2 separate regions of the Homo sapiens genome follow, and region 1 is linked to region 2. Evidence: read pairs that join two places in POLR2A ChIA-PET (ENCODE). Cell type or tissue: OCI-LY7. All regions are shown on one strand. Links, peaks and the distances in the headings refer to the core of each region. The heading gives the core; the rest is flanking DNA.

What was found. Peaks named below come from ENCODE experiments on the same cell type or tissue, not always from the same donor. Only the 100,000 strongest peaks of a DNase experiment are listed, where the experiment ranks them.
Region 1: POLR2A ChIA-PET joins it to region 2 with 11 read pairs; 2 of 35 experiments call an interaction of 5 or more read pairs at or near these places.

The regions. Positions count from the first base shown.
Region 1 is chr1:86,850,990-86,853,907 of GRCh38, forward strand. No RefSeq gene overlaps it. Among named protein-coding and RNA genes, the nearest start is that of SELENOF, 62 kb to the right of the region's middle. In OCI-LY7, for the core only: no CTCF peak of the experiment used is centred there; DNase peaks (open chromatin) are centred at 1,512, 1,892 and 2,232; H3K4me3 peaks cover 1,545 bases; H3K27ac peaks cover 2,219 bases.
Region 2 is chr1:87,447,887-87,450,804 of GRCh38, forward strand. It overlaps LOC105378834 (a long non-coding RNA gene), which reads left to right. Exons shown (of 4, transcript XR_947565.3): 3 at 1,348-1,459; 4 at 2,893-2,918. Among named protein-coding and RNA genes, the nearest start is that of LINC01364, 78 kb to the left of the region's middle. RefSeq lists an enhancer at 1,707-2,086. In OCI-LY7, for the core only: no CTCF peak of the experiment used is centred there; DNase peaks (open chromatin) are centred at 1,615 and 1,925; H3K4me3 peaks cover 691 bases; H3K27ac peaks cover 793 bases.

The sequences.
Region 1 (2,918 bases), core at 326-2,825, 600 kb before region 2:
AGTGATATGATCTTTATGTGGGACAGACTCTAATACCAACAGCTGATAATTCATAGCAGTGGAAGAAGGGTACATTGAGAAGGTCAAAATCCGAATAAATTTTTAACTCATACTTGTAGAAATCTTAGAGGGCTTCCCCTGGACAAGAGCTCACAGCTCCAATGTGCTCCATGAGAAAAATCAACAAAATGCCAAATATTAAAAAGAAAGCACAGAGGGTCAACCTTTACAGATGACTGGCACTATGAAGTGTAAGATGTAGAGGCAAATTTATATCCTATTCCAGGACAAGGCACAGGGAGGGAAGAAATAAAAGTCAATCGCCAATGGAAAAAACGACACGGAATTAAAAGAATCCCCAAATGTTGGTACTCTTTTCTCCTACTCATGGCTACTTACCGCCAAGTACCATAGTTCTAGGCACAGTCATATCACAATGGAAACCTGAAGATGCCACTTGCTTTGCTCTTGGTAGTGATCTATTGAAAATGAACCCAGGAGGCGGAGGTTGTAGTGAGCCGAGAACTCACCATTGCACTCCAGCCTGGGCAACAAGAGCAAAACTCCGTCTCAAAACAAAAAAACAAAAACAAAAACAAACAAACAACTGAGAACAAATCCTTTAGCATTCTCAAATACACCCACTTAAGAACTGAGGTGTTAGATTATGTTTTTTTTTCCTAGTTTACAAGTAACTAAGTAATGTCAGACAGGATAAAATACCTGGCTACATTGAGGACAAATGACATCCATCACTTCCTCCCGTTCCAACAGACAAATAACTCTGTTGAAAAAAATTACATTAATTTGACAAGAGATATTTCTTCCAGAGCTATGCTGGTTTATTACTTGATAACTTTTCCACTTCTGTTTGCAAATCAATTACAAAACATATTTTCCCCACTCTTGTTCTGCCTTTCAGAAACTTCTGAACCAGTCAACATCACTGTTTATACTCAAAAGATACAGGTTTTTTTTCATCTGTTAAGTCTTTTCTTGTAAACAATGTTGAGTGACTCATTTAATCAGCTTTGAGGGTATATACTATGTACAGCTAAATGTAAACATAATCCCATACATTACTGCAAATGAGGAAACCATCACCATGTTGGCAATGGCACTTTGGCTAGGTGGAGGAGGAGACTGTCAAAATTTTGTCCAGTATCACAGACTGATTGTGTTAGTCCATTCTCGAGTTGCTACAAAGAAGTACCTGAGACTGGGTAATTTATAAAGAAGTTTAATTGGCTCATGGTTCTGCAGGCTGTACAGGAAGCATGATTCTGGCATCTGCTTGGCTTCCGGGCAGGCTTTCAGAAACTTATAATCATGGTGGAAGATGAAGCAGGAGGGGGCACTTCGAATGGCCAGGAGCAGGAGGAAAGGAGAGACGGGGGAGATGCTACATGCATTTTTTTTTTTTCTTGAGCCAGGGTCTTTGCTCTGTTGCCCAGGCTGGAGTGGAAGTGGTGCAGTCTCGGTTCACTGCAGCCTTGACATCTGGGCTCAAGTGATCCTTTTATCTGAGCCTCCAGAGTAGCTGGGACCACAGTCTTGCACCACAACATCCGGCTATTTTTTTGTATTTTTGGTAGAGATGAGGCTTTGCCGTGTTGTCCAGGCTGGTCTCGAACTCCTGGACTCAGGCAATCCACCTGCTGCTGCCTCCCAAAATGCTGGGATTACGGGCGTGTGCCACCATGCCCGGCTGCTGTGTACTTTTAAACAACCAGATCTCATGATAACTCACTCAGTATCGTGATAATAGCACCAAGGGGATGGTGCTAAACCATTCATGAGAATTCGTCCCCATGATCTAATCACCTCCCATCACGCCCCATCTCCAACATTGGGGATTACAATGGAACATGAGATTTGGGTGGGGACAAAGTCCCAAACCCTATCACTGATAGCCTCTGAACATAGGTTGTACACAGAGCCTCTGACAGTCTAGATTTACGTTGATTTTTTTCCTTGCAAATCTTTATAAGTTCAAGTTAATCATTAACGCACAGAATATTACGAAAGGTGAGTTCGTGCTCTCTAGAGAAACAGAGCCAATAGAATCTGTCATTTCTTTCTGTATCTAAATATATTTTAAGATTTTTTTTCTATTTTAAATAATTGGTTTATGCAATTGTGGGGACTGGGAAGTCTGAAATCTGTACTATAGTCCAGCAGGCCGGAAATGCAGTTAGGAGCTGATGCAGCAGCTTTGAGTCTGAAACCTCTAGGGAGGGCCAGCAAGCAGGAAGCTCAAGCAGGGTTTCTATGTTGTAGTCTTGAGGCAGAATTCTTTCTACTTTGGGAAAGCTCAGTCTTTATTCTTAAGGTCTTCAACTGATTGGGTGAGGCCACCTACATTATAGTGGTAATCTGCTTTTATAAATGTTAATCATGTCTAAAAATTACCTTCACAGCAACATCTACACTAGTGTTTGACCAACAGTTGGGTACCATAGCCTAGCCATGGTAACACATCACAAGAGGGAATGTCAAACTATTTAAAACAAATTACTGGACTCATGAATATGATGCTCATGTACACCACCTACAGATAAGGAGACCAGATATACAGAATTACTGACTTGTGTAGGGGGGTAGTGGGCAGGTGTCCTATACTAGTTCTACTTTAAGGTTGAGAGGGTCTTGTGTGAAGATAACTTAGAGATGTTTATATAGCATTGGCATTTTTTTTTTTTTCGAGACAAAGTTTTGCTCGTCTCCCAGGATGGAGTGCATGGCATGATCTCGGCTCACTGCAACCTCTGCTTCCTGGGTTCAAGCGATTCTCCTGCCTCAGCCTCCCCAGTAGCTGGGATTTCAAGCACCTGCCACCATGCCCGGCTAATTTCTTTGTATTTTTAGTAGAGACACGGTTTCACCATGTTGGGCAGGTTGGTCTCGAACTCCTGACT
Region 2 (2,918 bases), core at 315-2,814:
CTTTGTGACTTGGGAGAACTCCCCTGTTTTCTCAAATCTCTATCTGCTGAGAATTAGGAACCATTTCTATACAATAAAGAACTATTGCTCACCAGAAAGTATATTCTACTTTCTTGTGGAAGAAAACTTATGACATTGAACTTGACAAAAAGGCATTTTCACAAGCTCAAATAAAACCAGTTTTCTCCATCTCCCCTCCCGCCTCTGTTGGCTCAAGTAATGAGCAACTGAAGGATACCACACTGCAAAGGAGATGTTGGGCTTCAGGCTGAAGCAAATCTGGGCTAACCAGAGTTAATCAAATTCTTTATAAATAAAATGAATTGTGCCACGCTAACTTAGATGTTTCAGAGAAACACTAACATATTTTTTTTAACTGATTTCTTGAATTTTTAAAAAAACTACTGCTCCTTTCCTTTGGGTAAGTGAGGAGGCAATAGGGTCTTGAGAATCACCAGGACAGCCAGACTCTGTTAGTTTACTTTCAGGTGAATACATTAGGTTCTGGGTAGATAGGCAGAGCTACTATACACTGCGCCTAAAACATCACAATGGAGAGGTGTATGTGTGTTTGTTGCGGGTGGAGGGGCCTGGTCCTGAGATTTATCAAGCCTGCCTTATGGGTACTGACTTGACTGGTTCATCTACTTTAGGGACGATGAGAATATACTCCCCTGCCCCAAATTATATTTTATCCAGGTGCCATGGTGTCTGACACTCCATCTGTAATGGTTCATTCCTTTGGCTTTCTTTCCTGCTTTTAAAATGAACATTCTCTTGGTTTGTGCAAAACACTAAACTACTTTACAAAGGCAGATACGCTAATGTAGGAAACTGCTTTGTTTTCCTTTGGTTGAAAAGGACTAGTGGAGCTGCAGGAAGCTTGGAAGTTCATCAGTGGGAATGGAGGGAGGCTGCCAAGAAGGTGAGGGGAAGGGGAAGGGCCACAGACACAGATTTTGTCTACTTGGGAATTTTGAATGGGATTGACCCTACCACTCAGTAATAGTTAAAAATGAAACAAAACAAAAAACAAGGGTTTTGAGTGTTGTTTGAATCCAAGTGTACTATTTCAATAGTGGAACTGAGCAAGACTTATAAAGCTGGCATAGGGAAGGGTGATTAGGATTGCAAACATAAGCATGAGGTGTAAATCATGACATTTATTTTGGCATGGAAGCCAGATCATTGTTTGAGGAACACCTTTTGAAACCCAAATGTAGAGGGCAGAAAATGGTGTTGGCTTTTTACACTATTTCTCTCTTTTTGAGGTAAGTCAGAGAGTTGAGTTATGAAGCATTAAAAGATCATTTTTTTCCCACATTCAATTTTCTTCTTTGCACTTAGGGAAAACCTTTTAGGCCAAAGACCATCTGAAGTGGCCCTGGTTCCTCCATGTTTAACTCACTGGCCCCTAATTTCTGCTGGACCTTCATTTCAGTCGACTGTGTTTCAGGAGGTAAGTGATTCTGGTGACCTCACTGTAGGGAGACAGGAGCCTCTGGCAAGTTACCAAACTGCTGGCCTATTCTACATGAGCCAGGCTCTTTGCTTTGGCAGAGGAAAGCAGTGCTGTTTTAGGTCAACAGTCAAATGTGTCCCGGAAGTTGTTAAGTGCGTGGGGCATTCTAACCACTGCTGCTGGTGGAGAGACCTGGCTGTCGCCTGCATCTCACTTTCAGAATGTGGCCCTGATTAAGCTCCGCAGGTAGAGTTCTGGTTTCTAAGAAGGGTACAAGGCCTGAGGACATGCTGGTATTTCTTCCTCATGCTGCTGCTGAGGACACAGAGAAGGGTGTTCTGGCCAAATTAGCCAGTTATTGGTTCCCCAAATAACTTTGGTTTTAGACACCTGACTTGACTCTGTGAGTGAGTGGGAGGCTGTTTTCTCTGACTGGTTTTGCATCTTGGCTTTCATGTCTCTACATGAACATTCAGCCCACAAATTTCTGTTATCTAATCAGGCGCATCAGTCCGTGATGGAGATGAGAGGGGAGGAACACCCCTTTGACTCAGATTTTGCACAAACAAAATTCAGTCTTGTTAGCAATGGCAGGAAGAGTAGCCACGGCTGCTCAGATCAGATCTTTCCCTGACAATCTGCAGGGCAGTGCAAGTGGGTGAAGAGTTTTTATGGCAAGATAAGCAATGCAAGGGCCCCAACTTGGTATACTAAATAAAATTAAAATGTCAATATTTACACATGACCTTCAAGGCTCTTCCACTCTTGCTTTCTTAGTATTCAGTACAGACTGCATTTTCTTTAGTCCGTTACCAACAGCTTGGAAATTCAGTTAGAGGACATAACCCAAATGTTCTCCAAATGTTGCTTCCAAATGGTCATCTTGAAAAGTGCTGTTTTAAGGCATGCAACCTTTCTGCACCGAGAGAGGGCTGTCGCTCTGCCTACCCAACTGTAGGGGAATTATCCAAAGATTAAAACCACTGATGATAAAGATAGTGCCACACAGCATATTTTAATTTGTTGATAATGAAAGCACAAGAGGCCTTTTTACAGGCTTCTTGAAGCCTTACTATTGTGTGTTGCACATTCAACCCCAGCTTGTGTGCTGACACAAACAAATAAACGTGATCATAACGGTTGAAATGTAGTTAGAAACACAATTGAGAACATCTGTATTGTAAGCAGAAATACATTAGAAATACTGAAGTGTTTTGTAGCTGTGAAAATGAAGGAATAAAAAAATAACCCACAGTACCTGGATTAAGCAGTTATAAATAATGTATAAAGCAAAAATCTCATTACCCCCTGTGTAAACTCCCCCCCAATGAAATATATTTTATGAATGTAGTAACACTGTAATAACCAAAGCATTTGTTTTTCCCCACAAACTTTCCATTTCATAACTGTGAGATTGTTTGGATTTACAGATTCGGGCCACAACACCCCTGAGTTT